Regions from separate parts of the Homo sapiens genome. Here region 2 is linked to region 1. A link is a contact called in ENCODE Hi-C or POLR2A ChIA-PET data. All regions are on one chromosome and are shown on one strand. The core of a region is the stretch at or near the end of the contact, and the rest is flanking DNA. Distances in the headings are between cores, read along the strand shown. Region 1 has its middle 48 kb from the start of UBAC2-AS1. Region 2 overlaps UBAC2 (UBA domain containing 2).

Evidence for each region. A loop is a pair of places that touch in the nucleus more often than their neighbours do. ChIA-PET counts read pairs that join two places held with the same protein, here RNA polymerase II (POLR2A). Pooled maps may share reads with other maps.
Region 2: a loop to region 1 is called in a pooled map, with 1.9 times the contacts of the local background. The contact joins two enhancer-like sites. A Hi-C loop is called at or near these places in 1 of 168 maps with a recorded cell type or tissue (transverse colon), 2 of 37 single-sample maps with no recorded cell type and 5 of 50 pooled maps. POLR2A ChIA-PET finds 5 or more read pairs at or near these places in 6 of 52 experiments (A549, B cell, MCF 10A and 3 more).

What each region holds. Positions count from the first base shown.
Region 1 is chr13:99,149,259-99,156,163 of GRCh38, forward strand. No RefSeq gene overlaps it. Among named protein-coding and RNA genes, the nearest start is that of UBAC2-AS1, 48 kb to the right of the region's middle. RefSeq lists silencers at 2,343-2,392, 2,403-2,472, an enhancer at 2,779-2,948 and a cis regulatory region at 2,864. Within about 2 kb of position 2,418, at least 4 of the 41 ENCODE cell types and tissues checked have a DNase peak (open chromatin) inside an H3K27ac peak, as active enhancers do.
Region 2 is chr13:99,212,657-99,219,561 of GRCh38, forward strand. All of the region lies in intron 1 of UBAC2 (UBA domain containing 2), which reads left to right. It also overlaps the pseudogene H2AZP3. Among named protein-coding and RNA genes, the nearest start is that of UBAC2, 15 kb to the left of the region's middle. Within about 2 kb of position 2,920, at least 9 of the 41 ENCODE cell types and tissues checked have a DNase peak (open chromatin) inside an H3K27ac peak, as active enhancers do.

The DNA.
Region 1 (6,905 bases), core at 1,168-3,667:
AGAGACAACCACTGTTAAATTTCTTACATATCTTCCCAGAAACAATCTATGCATATGCAAGCGATAGATGTAATGTATGTGTGTACATCCCTACCCACATTTGTATACGATAGCATCTTGTATCTTCTGCATCTTGCTTTTTATAATTTAATGATACCTCTAGAAAATTTATCTTATCCATGCCAAGTAATATTGTTTCATTCTTTTCACTGTTGGATTGTCTACTCTATGGACGTACCAGAATTAACTTACCCAGCCCCTACCAATGGGCATTTGGCTGGTTTCTTTTGTTGCTGCAACGTGCATTTGCATCTTCATGTTCATGTGCAAATATATCTGTAAGACACATTCCTAAATGTAGAACTGCCAAGTCAAAGAGCATATGCCTGTTAAAATTTGGTTGGTGCTTTTTAAATTGCCCTCCAAAGAGAATGAACCAATGGTACCAGGCCCCCTCATCACCATCCAGGCATTTTTACACTTTTTGAATTTTTCCAATTTTCTAAGTGTCAACTGCATCTCATTCAACTTTGAATTTGTATTTTTGTTATTAGAGTGAGACTGAGTATCCTTTCATTTGTTTAGAAAGGCTTGGCTGGGCACAGTGGCTCACACCTATAATCCCCGCACTTTGGGAGGCCGAGGCAGGTGGATCACCTGAGGTCAGGAGTTCAAGATCAGCCTGGCCAACACGGCAAAACCCCGTCTCTACTAAAAATACAAAAATTAGCCAGGTGTGGTGGCAGGAGCCTGTAATCCCAGCCTCTCGGGAGGCTGAGGCAGGAGAATTGCTTGAACCCAGGAGGTGGAGGTTGCAGTGAGCTGAGCTTGCACCACTGCACTCCAGCCTGGGTGACAGAGCGAGACTCAGTCTCAAAAAGCAAACAAATAAACAGAAAACAATGAAATGCTTTATACTTTATTATGAACTATTCAAAATTGGCCCATTTTCTCTTTGAATATTAATTTTTCTAATCATCTTTATTAGCTTTTTTTATACTAAGGAGTCTAACCTTGAGCATGTCTGTTGTGACATTTTTCCTGTTTAATAATTGTTGTTGATTTTGCTATTGTCTTTTTTGTCTGGTAGACATTTTTAATTCTTTTTTTCTTCTTTGGTTAAATGTATTAGTAAGCCAGGAGATCATTGCAGTTCTTTAGGTGGGAGAGTGAGTTGGCTTGGGCTGGAGTGAGGCTGGTGTGTACAGAGAGAAATGGTAGGTTTGAGAATATAGGTATTGTGTTCCTGGAACCAACAAGCTTAGCTGATGTATTAAATATGGCGGTACGGAGAGGGGGGCAGATGAGGTGGGAGAAAGAGAGATTGACTCTGAGGCTTCAGGGCTGAGTAACCATGTGGACAATGATACAACTGACAGATGGGCAAGACTTTAGGAAGAGCCAGTCTCCAACCTGTTTTGGAAACCTGCTTCCACATGCCTGGTTTCATGACACCATACACGTTCGGGTCTTGTCCATTCATTGTCGACTGAGGTTCTTTCCATCAAAGTGAGATGTTGAGTCAGACTATGCATTGAGAGTGTCTGAAACCATCATTACTATGTTGCATATATTCCTAAGTAATGACTTAGAGATCAAGAGCGCTGACATAATGCCTGCCATGTTGTGGCCTCACCCTGTGTCTGCTTTTGATCTCTTCTGGGGACTTCAGCACACCATGCAATAAATGGGGACACACTGACCCACCTCTGTGTCTGGGCCTGAATTAAATAAATTTGTTTAGATTTCCCTGAGCTCACAAGTATTTGATGAATCAAGTACATTTAGCAACCTGGCCTGGCAAGCCAGTAACAAACAAAAACAGACTCGTCTGTGCATGCCCTCAGGGCCATGGTCTGTGAGCACCGTGGGGGAAGGCAGAGGAGAGGGTTGATTTTTTTAAGAGGCTTTGAAAATATAAAATTCCACATGGATGATTAATACTTCTATGCAGCATAATGGGTGTTGGCAACCAATGTGAAGAAATTCTTGTTGAAAGAGAAAAGACGATGTTATGGAATAATCTCCTCTGGGAACTAAAGCCACTTACAAGGAAATATTTGAAAGTCTATTTTAATTCCTATCTTATTCATGTCTTCCTTTGACAGTAAGTGAAGTGCATAGCACTATGGGACATGTCTAAAATCAGCTGCTAACTATTCATTTGGCTCAACTGCTGAGGCCAATGATCAATTCCTTGTGCTATATTGTATTGCCTGGAACCTAGTTGTGCTCATGTGTATTGTATTGTATTGTATTGTATTGTATTGTATTGTATTGTATTGTATTGTATTGTATTGTATTGATCTATTTGCTTATTTCTGTAGAGCTGGAGTCTTACCACTTTGCCCAAGCTTGTCTCAAACTCCTGGGCTCAAGCAATCCTCCCACCTCAGCCTCTGAAAGTTCTGAGGTTACAGGCATGAGTCACTGCACCGGGCCATGTCTATTTTATTCTTGACACATGGCCATATTTGCAGTGAGATTAAGTATGGGAGTAGCCATGTGACTCAGCAGAGTGAGGAGACCAGAGCAGCAAGACCTACCCAAGGTGGACAGAGCAAGTGGTCCCCTGCAGGTGCAGCGTTGTCTTGGTGGCTTCTAAGACTTTCTTTCCCTGGGCTGAACGGTCACATCACTGGCATTATTCTCCGGCATGACAGTGTTATATCTTGATGGCTACTGTTCAAATGCTTTCTTTTAAACTAGAAGTTAAAAAGACCTGTTAAATCACAATATCCACATAAATGGACTGGCTAGAGTTGACTCACCTTACCAAACAGGTGTATAGGACTCTAAAGGGGCCCAGGAGACATATAGAACCGCTAACTGCCAGTTCCAGGTGGGGAATTCTAGCCAGCAAAGTGGGAAGTGCACAGGGCCTCGCCAGACTCAAGGGCCCCAAGGAGAGGGCCCATGACTACTTTGTCCATCCAGATACCCTTGCCAGTTAAAGCCATATGTGGAACACACCAGTGGCCATTCTTGAAGCCTTTGTTGATGAAGGAACATGTGAACTGGCTACAGGGAGGGGAATCAGGCTCCATAAAGAGGCAGGGATGCAAGGGGCTGCTTGACATCAGCTCCCCTATCCCAAATCTTCCCTGAGACCCAGCTCAGGCACAGTGATAGCTCCTGAGAAGATGAAAACAAACAAAAAGACATATTCTGCAAACAATTTTTTGTTTAATTTTTTAAAATTTAAAACATCAGGAAAAAATCATGTGCAAGAAAAAAACTATTATAACAGTCTTAAAAAAATTTTTTTTTACTTTCAGAGATAAGATATATACACACAGCAATACACACCAATCTCAACTGAACAGCTCTATGAAAATTATTTCAAGTGACTCTGCATGCTTTCTTACTTGCTTCCTAAACTTTATAAAATTTCAAGTGAAACACTTGACTTGCTTTGTCCAAGAGAATGTGCTGGAAGTGACACTCTGGGACTTCTGAGGACAGGTCACAATATGCCTTGCAGCTTCTGCCTGGGAATCTTGGATCCCTTGCCCTTGGAATGCTCCCTCTGTGAGCCCAGATATCAGGCTGTGAAAGCTGCAAGGTGAGGTTGAGTGGGAGTGCTGTGAGGCACAGACCCAGCGGAGCTTCCAGCCAATAGCCAACTTCAATGCACATCATGAGAGTGAGCACCCATGGGTATTCAGCCCCGCCAAGTCTTCAGAGGACTGAAGCCCCAGTTGACATTTCATTGCGACTGCATGACAGACCCCAAGGGAGAACTTCCCAACTGAGCCCAGCCAACCCACAGGACTGTGGGTGGCTTGGTATATAGGAAGAGATAATGGAACTGCCTGCCATTCTGGGTGAAATCAGGGTCAGGAAAAATAAAATCAACAAACATATATTGAGCGTAAGACTCTGGAAGATACAAAGAGTATGTATATAGTTGAGATGGGGGGAAGGGACATTTATATAAGAGAGTAACAGAAGGTTCAAGGTAGCACATGACTCCTAAATACAGGTGTGCAGGGGGCAAAAAGATCAGCGAAGTCTAGAAAGTCTCTTTGGAGAGGAGAGATTTGAAATGAGAATGAAAAGCTAGGGGAGTAGACTCAGGCAGAGAGGAAGCATGAGGCATAGGTTCAGGCATGGTTTTGGAAAAGGGCCTAAGTTGAAAGATCAAAGAGATCAACTTGGCTGGAACACAGAATTTGCAAACTCATGTAGAGGATGATAAAGTTGGATGGACCTTGAATAACAAGGAAAACTGCTTTTCAAGAGAAAGGTTAGGGCAAGAGTTTTAGATTGAAGGCTGTCTGTGCTTAAGTGAGGGTAAGGCCATGGAGGAGAAGGTCTCTGAAGAAATGAGCTTCAAAATAACTTTGTAGGAAGAATATAATCATTTAAACCCATCACTTCTTTTTTATAAAATCCAGTTTCCTCAAAAGCAACTCCACACTGAATAGCAGGAAAAAGGGGGGCCATGCAAAAAGGGACCCGCTCAAAATTCTCACTATTAAAGAGGACAGTTGCAATCATGAGCAGTTCCACCCCAACAAAGGAGAAATGTGGGGATCAAAAGCAATCTAATTGGGCTGGGTGTGGTGGCTCATGCCTGTAATCCCAGCACTTTGGGAGGCCAAGACAAGTGGATCACCTGAGGTCAGCAGTTCGAGACCAGGCTGGCCAACACAGTGTAACCCTGTCTCTACTAAAAATACAAAAATTAGCAGGGTGTGGTCGCACACGCTTGTAGTCCCAGGTACTCAGGAGGCTGAGGCAAGAGAATCGCTTGAACCCAGGAGGCAGAGGTTGCAGTGAGCCGAGGTCACGCCACTGCACTCCAGCCTGGGTGACAGAGTGAGACTTGATCTCAAAAACAAAACAACACAACAACAACAACAACAACAACAAAATGCCAAAAGGAATCTAATTGAAGCTGAGGCCACTGATACCAGAGGGTAAGGACAGGGCCATTGCAGATATCTCAGTTACTCTTGAAGTCAGTTTCAGGAAGGGGCCACATCCTCTTTAGCCAAATACTCTAGGCTTAGGGTTTTGCAAAGTCATCATAGGGTAGGTGCTCTGAAAGCAGACGCTGCGATGGAATTTGGAGTGTAAGATACTTATCAGGGGCCAGGAGTGGTGGCTCACACCTGTAATACCAGCAATTTGGGAGGCTGAGGTGGGCAGATCACTTGAGATCAGGAGTTCAAGACCAGCCTGGCCAGCAGGCTTTACTAAAAATACAAAAATTAGCTCGGTGTGGTGGTGCACACGTGTAATCCCAGCTACTGTGGTGGCTTAGGCAAAAGAATTGCTTGAACTCTGGGGGCGGAGGTTGCAGTGAGCCGAGATCACACCACTGCACTCTAGCCTGGGTGACAGAGTGAGACCCTGTCTCAAAAAAAAAAAAAAAGAAAAAGAAAAGATATCAGGGGTCAACATCCTTAAAGAAAAGTGGTTCCTTGGCACTTTGAGAAGCCAAAGCGGGAGGATCACTTGAGCCCGGGAGTTTGTGACCAGCATGGGCAATAGTGCGAGACCCTTTCTCTACAAAAAACAAACAAACAAACAGCAAAAAAAAACCCATAGTCTTAGCTATTCAAGAGGCTGAGGCGAGAGGGTTGCTTGAAGCCAGGAGTTCGAGGTTGCAGTGAGCTGATTGCACCACTGCATTCCAGCTAGGTTACAGAGTGAGACTCTGCTTCTAAAAAATAATAAAGGACAGTGGGAGAAATTAAGAATAGGTACAGGCCGGGCGTGGTGGCTCACGCCTGTAATCCCAGCACTTTGGGAGGCCGAGACGGGCAGATCATAAGGTCAAGAGATCGAGGCCATCCTGGCTAACACGGTGAAACCCCATCTCTACCGAAAATACAAAAAATTAGCCGGGCGTGGTGGCAGACCCCTGCAGTCCCAGCTACTCCAGAGGCTGAGGCAGGAGAATGGCTGTGAACCTGGGAGGTGGAGCTTGCAGTGAGCCAAGATCGTGCCAGTGCACTCCAGCCTGGGCGACTGAGCAAGACTCCGTCTCAGAAAAAAGAAAAAAGAAAAAAAAAAAAAAACAATAGGTAGAGGTGGGCCGGACATGGTGGCTCACACCTGTAATCCCAGCACTTTGGGAAGCTGAGGCAGGTGGATCATGAGGTCAGGGGATCGAGGCCATCCTGGCTAACACGGTGAAACCCTGTCTCTACTAAAAATACAAAAAATTAGCCGGGTGTGGTGGCGGGCGCCTGTAGTTCCAGCTACTCAGGAGGCTGAGGCAGGAGAATCGCTTGAACCCAGGAGGCAGAGGTCACAGTGAGTCGAGCTCGCATCACAGCACTCCAGCCTGGGTGACAGAGCGAGACTCTGTCTCAGAAAAAAAAAAAAAGAATAGGTAGAGGTGAAGACGTTGAAATGCAATGCAGACCCAACAAAGTCTTGGCCAACCCAGTGAGGAGCTTTGGAGTGAATATTGCCCATTGGAGGTGTATTGCCTTGGCCTGCAATGACTGGGTCTTTATACCCACATCTCACTCACCAGATGTGAGCTGCTCCAAGAAGGGCATGACCCCAGGTGGGGTGACCCCCTGTGTTTGAGGCAGGCCCTAACAAAGCTGCTGGGTGGAGGCTGCCTGCTCACCATGCCCCACCACAGCCGGGCGTCAAGTGCTTCTCAGAAGCAGAGTCCTCCGTCCCCACCCACCAGTCCATATTGGACTGTGGCTCTTTTGGACAAGCCAATGAGATTTGGGTATTATATGTTACAGTAGTAAGCCTCTCCTGACTGACACACACCATACCTCTTAGATTCTGATGAAATTGCCAATGACTCAATAAGTGACGCCTGTCCTGTGTCTGAACCCTGGGTCTGTAGAGCACAGGACACGACTGCTGCTCTTGGATATCTAACACTGGGGCTACTCTTTTTTAAAAATTAGCAAGTAAAACAT
Region 2 (6,905 bases), core at 1,670-4,169, 64 kb after region 1:
AAATATAGGGAAAAAAACATAAATTTCCATTTCATTATACTGCCCAGATTTGATCATTATTTCTATATTGCTCTTGTATAAATTTTTTTCTCCTTTATGTGTGCATATAAATACACATTTTTAAAGGAAAGGTCAGCCTATCTACAGTTTCATATTCTGCTTTTTTCATTTACTCTTCTTGAATGAATTCACTCCATGTCATTAAGTAATCTTCAAAGCCAACTTTTACCATTATCTTTGTTTTGCCTTATTACAAAACTGAAACATGCTGAAAAAGTTCAAAAATTATACAAATATTTTATGTAGTGTAGAAGGGATTAGTCCCACATAATGATTCCCACGCCCACGTAACCATTGTTGGTAGTCTAGTGGTCATTCTTTTAGACTTTTTCTGTGTACCTGCTTATCTATGCATTCTTTTTTTTTCTGACGCATGTATATACATATACATATACCTATACATTTGATTTTATACAGAAATGGCATTCAAATACACATTTGATGTTCTTCCAACATCTCAGATATTAAAAAACGTGAGTTAGAATGATTATAACTTTTTTTTTCAATTTTTTTTTTTTATTTAAGATGGGATTTCGCCATTTGGGCCAGGCTGGTCTCGAACTCCTAACCTCAGGTGATCTGCCTTTCTTGGCCTCCCAAGTTGCTGGGATTATAGGCATGAGCCACCACGCCCTATCCATAACTTTTTTTTTGTTTTTTTTGAGACAAGGTCTTGCTCTGTCGTCCAGCCTGGAGTGCAATGGTGTGATCTCGGCTTACTGCAACTGCTGCCTCCCGGGTTCAAGTGATTCTCCTGCCTCAGCCTCCCGAGTAGTTGGGATTACAGGCACCTGCCATCATGCCCAGCTAATTTTTGTATTTTTGTAGAGACAGGGTTTTACCATGTTGGCCAGGCTGGTCTTGAACTTCTGACCTCAGGTGATCCGCACGACTCAGCCTCCCAGAGTGCTGGGATTACAGGCATTAGTCACTGCACCCGGTCGATTATAACATTTTATCGTACTAAAATAAGTTTTTTTTGCAGTATTTTCCCGTTAGAAACACTTAGAACATCTTTGTAACTAAGTTATTGATTGCATCTTTAACCCCATTTTAAAGAAATAATCATAAATGTTGAATTATAGAATCAAAAGATAAGAATATTTTATTTTATTTTATTGTAGACAGAGTCTTGCTTTGTCGCTCAGGCTGGAGTATAGTGGCGTGATCTCAGCTCACTGCAAGCTCTGCCTCCCAGGTTCAAGCGATTCTCCTGTCTCAGCCTTCTAGTAGCTGGGATTACAGGTGTGCACCACCACACCTGGCTAATTTTTGTATTTTTAATAGAGATGGGGTTTCACCATGTTGGCCAGGCTGGTCTCGAACTCCCAACCTCAAGTGATCTGCCTGCCTCATCCTCCCAAAGTGCTGGGATTACAGGCGTGAGCCACCGCACCTGGCCTGATTGTGTATTTATTGTAGAGCCAGGGTTAGAACTTAGGTCAGAAAACCTGTCCTGCTGTTTCTTCAATCTTGTATCATTTTTTGCCTTGGCATCTTTGGTTTGTTTTTTTTTTTTTTTTTCCTGGAATCCCTCCTGGAGTAAATTTTTTTCGTGTAAGGACACGAGTGGTGAACTTCTGGATCTTGCTTGGCCGTTCTTGTGCAGTCCTGAATGACTGGATTCCTAAGTACCTAGTGTGGGTTTCCTCTTTGTTTGTGGGTACAGCCTTTTCCCGCAAGAGGCTCAAACTTGAAATGGCAGGGCTGACTCTAGGTTCTCTTCTAGTATGCAAGGAATATGAATAGGCTGGTTTGCATATAGGTTGCAGAGGTGGGGAGTAGGTGGTGGTGGGGGAAGCAGGACTGTGAGAACCCCCTGCAGTCGTCAAAGGGTGGCTCATTGCTTTCTGTGGCTTTTACTCCTGAGTGAAGCTGCCTTTCTTATTACCCTCCTTGTCCGTTCCCCGTCACCTGTGCTGTGATCTGGTTTGGAAGTTTGAAGTTACCCCAAGCTCTCTTCTACTTTTTTGCAGACCTCCAACCCCCTCATTGTTCTCCTTAAGCAGATTGTCCCCCACCCCACCCTTTTTGGAGAGTTTCTAGGATTTTATTTTGGGGGAATAAATAAATTTCTTTCCAACTGGGATGGTGGTGAAAAGGCTGTTTGTAGACTGTGGGTGGGGAAGGGTTTGAGGCCCCACTGCTGTCATGCTTGTTCGGTGGCATTTGCACCACTGGAGATGATTTTAGACAGGGTGTCAGCCCAGCAGTAAACATCATTGAAATAGAAGTCAGGTCATGACTCCCTTTTCAGTTCTTTTCTTTTTGTTTTTTTTTTTTCTTGGGGGATATGACCTTTATTGAGCTTATCCACCACAGTGGAAATAATGTCTGTACAAAGCCAAATGTTTGTTACTATAACTTCTGCATTACAATTAAAATCCAAACAGTTTTTTAAAAACAGTCAGCTCAATCAAAGCCCAGTACTTCAGAATCAATAGCTTCCTTGAAGCCACAGTATCACTTAAATATGGTTAAGACTCAAATGCAGAAATTTGGTTGGAAAGCTAATTAAACTTCCAACTTGCCCAAATAGAATTACAAAAAGACAAAATTGTGTTTTTCACAGAAATATAGTCCACTGGCATCACCAACACTGGACAGCTGTTCTTTTATTTAGAGTCCTGAGATAACAAGGAATCCAGGCATACATTAGACAGTCTTCTGTTGTCCTTTCTTCCCAATCAGAGATTTGTGGATGTGTGGAATGACACCACCACCAGCAATTGTAGCCTTGATGAGAATCCAATTCTTCATCTGCACGAATAGCAAGTTGCAAGTGACGAGGGGTAATATACACTTTACCTTTAAGTCTTTTGATGCATTTCCTGCCAGTTCAAGTCCCTCTGCGGTGAGGTACTCCAGGATGGCTGCGCTGTACACAGCGGCAGTTGCACCCACATGTCTGTGACCCGTCGTCCTAGATTTCAGGTGTTGATGAATACAGCCCTCTGGGAACTGCAAGCCGGCTCTCTGCGAGCGGGAAACCGCCTTTGTCTTGGCCTTTCCGGAGTCCTTCCCAGCCTTACCGTCAGCCATTTCGAGTTCTGCTGAAGCTCAAGCAAGGCAGAGAAAGGGCTAATCAGACCCGTGGTGAGATCCCACCATCTACTCCTTCATCGCACCGTGATTCAAACTGCCCTTTTCAGTTCTTACTATTCCTGATCGGATCAAAGAGAAAATCTTGATGTGGTGCTAGTCTGAAAGACCTCTCTAATAAAGGCTATTTTCCTATTGTAACAAAAAGAGCAGGAAGTAATATTAGTCTTTAATAACTTTGTTTTGTTATAGGTTGGTGCAAAAGTAATTGCGGTTTTTGCCATTAAAGGTAAAATGGCAATTACTTTTGTACCAACCTATATTTGTGTGTGTGTGTGTGTGTGTGTGTGTGTGTATTTTTGAGACACAGTCTCACTCTGACGCCTCAGCTGGAGTGCAGTGGTGCAATCTCGGCTCACTGCAACCTCTGCCTCCCTGGTTCAAGGGGTTCTCATTCCTCAGCCTCCGAAGTAGTAGCTAGGATTATAGATGCCCGCCACCACACCTGGCTAATTTTTGTATTTTTAGTAGAAACAGGTTTTCACCATGTTGGCCAGGCTGGTCTCAAACTCCTGAACTCAGGTGATCCGCTCACCTTGGCCTCCCAAAGTGCTGGGATTACAGGTGTGAGCCACCGTGCCCGGCCCAGTGTGTTTATTTTTATAGTTACCACCTATTAATGAGAAAGCAACACTTGTTTTCCATTTACCGTAGTGATATCAAATTTCGTTTAAAATATTTATGTAAATCATAGGTGATTTAAAGAAAAATATTAATAACAGGATCAGGGCAGGCAGAAACTGGTGCTGTAGTGGTAATGCCTGCAGTTTGAGAAATGCCCTCAATTCTCCCGAAGATTGTTCATATTCCTCCCCAGGTCTTGGTATTTGTTGATTCTTTCTCTGGACTCAGTTGAAAGGACACATTTCGCTGGTGTTTTGAGGGTTCTTTTATTTTGAAACAACTTTGGAAGGGCGGGAACGTGGACAGGTGTCCTGGGTCTGCTGTCTTAGACTGGAATTTTACCTGGTGGTCTTCTTGGTTTTGTCGTTTTTGTTGGACTCTTTTCTTTTTTCTTTTTTTTTTTTTGAGACGAAGTCTTGCCCTTGTCCCCCAGGCTGGAGTGCAGTGGTGCGATCTTGGCTCACTGCAAACTCTGCCTCTTGGGTTCAAGTGATTCTCCTGCCTCAGCCTCCCGAGTAGCTGGGATTACAGGCGCCTGCCACCATGACCGGCTAATTTTTGTATTTTTAGTAGAAACGGGGTTTCACCATGTTGGCCAGGCTGGTCTCGAACACCTGACCTTGGGTGATCTGCCTGCCTCGGCCTCCCAAAGTGCTGGGATCACAGGCGTGAGCCACGGCGCCTGGCCTCTTTCCTCGTTTTCGAATTAATTTTAGTGTTTGGGGTTTTAGTGGGGCTTGTTCCCCACTTCAGCTAGGCCGTTGCTCAGCGTCAGTGGCTGGAGATGTTGGCAGAGTCAGTCCCTCCATCCATTAGGTGCTGAAGGGCCACTCAGAAGCCCAAACTTGCAAGGGTTTTTCTGCTCGGATCTCTTACGCTTTTCTCCCAGGGAGAGGTCCCGTGGCTCATCAGAGCTTTAAAAACCAGACTTGGGTTTCTCCACCATGCAGGCGTGTGTTCTGCCTGCCCTCTTTCTCCAACCCAGACCCACGTAGGCTATGCTGAAACTCTGTGGAGGCAGACCCTCTTGTGTGGCCTGGGGACGTTCCAGCACCATCTTTGTAGCTCGGGCAGCCTTACTTGTCACCCTGTTTGGTTGAGTCCGACTTCTTGGGTCCTTGAACACAGGGAGGCACCCCGGCTTGGGGCCAGCTGTTACCCGCGCTCGCCCTGGCATGCAGCCCTCTGGTGTCTCAGCTGCGCTGATGGGTGCCCACCCCGCGGTGCTTCTCCAGGCCCCAGGCGTTTCCTTTGGTCTCTGTGGAGGTTGTGGGGGGCAGGTTGGAGAGGAGAGTTACTTGCCAGCACTTTAAAATTGGCTTATTTCAGACCTAAATTCAAGGTGTCTGTGATGTCCTGAGGCGGATGATCTGGCAGCCTCAGGGCCGAGTTGTTAGGTGGGTGGCAGCGTCCACCGAGCTCGTGCCCACCTTCTTGCCATCGACTCCCCCATTTCACTGCCTGCCTGGCCTCTGTAGGCACTTGAATTTACAACACGTTTTCTTGCCACTAACCACGCATTTCCCCACTTGAAAAGTATTATTTCTTCTCTCTTACAGTTTATCACATGGTCCAGAACTTTCTGTAAGCGTCCTGATTTACTTTATTTAGAGTTATTCCAACTGTTAACTGATTTATCCCATATTTGTGTGTTACAGTCATAATTTTTTAAACTTATTTTGGCTTTTAAAATTATTATTTCATTATAATTACATTTCTTGTCTAATTAGTACTTTTAGTAATTACTGCTTTTTACATTTAATCATAGTGTTAATGTTTGTATAAAATCTCCCTAAGAAGTATAAACCCAACTGGTGGCCACCACAGTGGTGGGACCAAAATGAACATTTAGGTGCCCAGTGCCTTTGCTGACTTGCAGATTTGAAACACTTTTCTCTGGCATGCAGGCCTCTGTGTTTGGTGCTGTTTCAGGACTAGGATTTTAAATTTTACAGCTCACTCTTTCCTCCCCTCTAATTCACACTGTTTAAGTATTTTAGATGTGGAGCACATTTTTTGTATCTAGAGGGTAAGTCCTTCTCTTTCCTGACCTTTTTTTTTTTTTCCCTGGAAACTTCTTAGCACTTTCTCCTGCTTATTTTCCTGATAAACTGTATAACTCTTGCTTCGATAACAAGTGTTTATTGGCTGCTGTCCTGAGCCAGGCACTCTGCCCGGTTGTCTGGGGACCTGTATGAGGAGCGGTCAGTGTGGCAGGTGTCCAGTGTCATTGAATTCTCCTCAATGCATTAGGGACAGGAGCTGATTGATGGATGGCTTCCAGTGTTTTACTTCTAAACACTGTAGGGAAACAGCTGTAACAAAAATAAACCTGGAACCTTTTGATCCCTGGACAGTCTTTGTTGAGACGATCACCAGGAGGCACTCATTCCTCCTTAACGTGGTCACCGAATCTAAGTTTCATTAAGTTTTCTTTTAGGAAGTCCAGAGACTTGAGGAATAAATCATAGTGGAAGTGCAAGGTGTCTCTTGCAAGGCATGGGTTTACTGTGCTTTTGTGGATTTCTGCCCTTAGTTTTGGTTTAGCTCCTTTCTGATGAAAAACTTTATGAGAAAGTTACTTTATGAGACACCAAGTCACCCCATTCTTGTGAGAACCCTGAGAAGTTTACCAAATAGTTAAGTAGTCAGACATAGGAAAACCAATGTTGTGGTAGGATATGGCGGCTCCTCCTCTCAAGGGTGTGAACCATACAGGGCTTTTTGATGTGTGTATTTTTACATGCGTGACTTGTGGAGGCAGGCAGAGTTTCTGGGTTGCTCCCCTACCTGTCTGTCTTCAGCTAGAATGCTTCTGTAACAGCCCACAGGACTAAGCTTTGCAAGGCCTGTGGTTAGTGTCTCCAGTACCCAAAAGATACATATTTTTATTCAGTTAAAATTGGCCATTTTAACCATTTAAAAATGTTCACTTATTGACTTCCAGTACATTTACATTGTTGTGCAATTAACAGCAACCACAATTTAATTGCAGAACATTTTATCACGCCAGAAAGAAACGGAGTGCCCATTAAGCCAGGCTTGTCCACCCTGCAGCCCATGGGCCATATGCGACCCAAGACAGCTTTGAATGCAGCCCAACACAAATTTGTAAACTT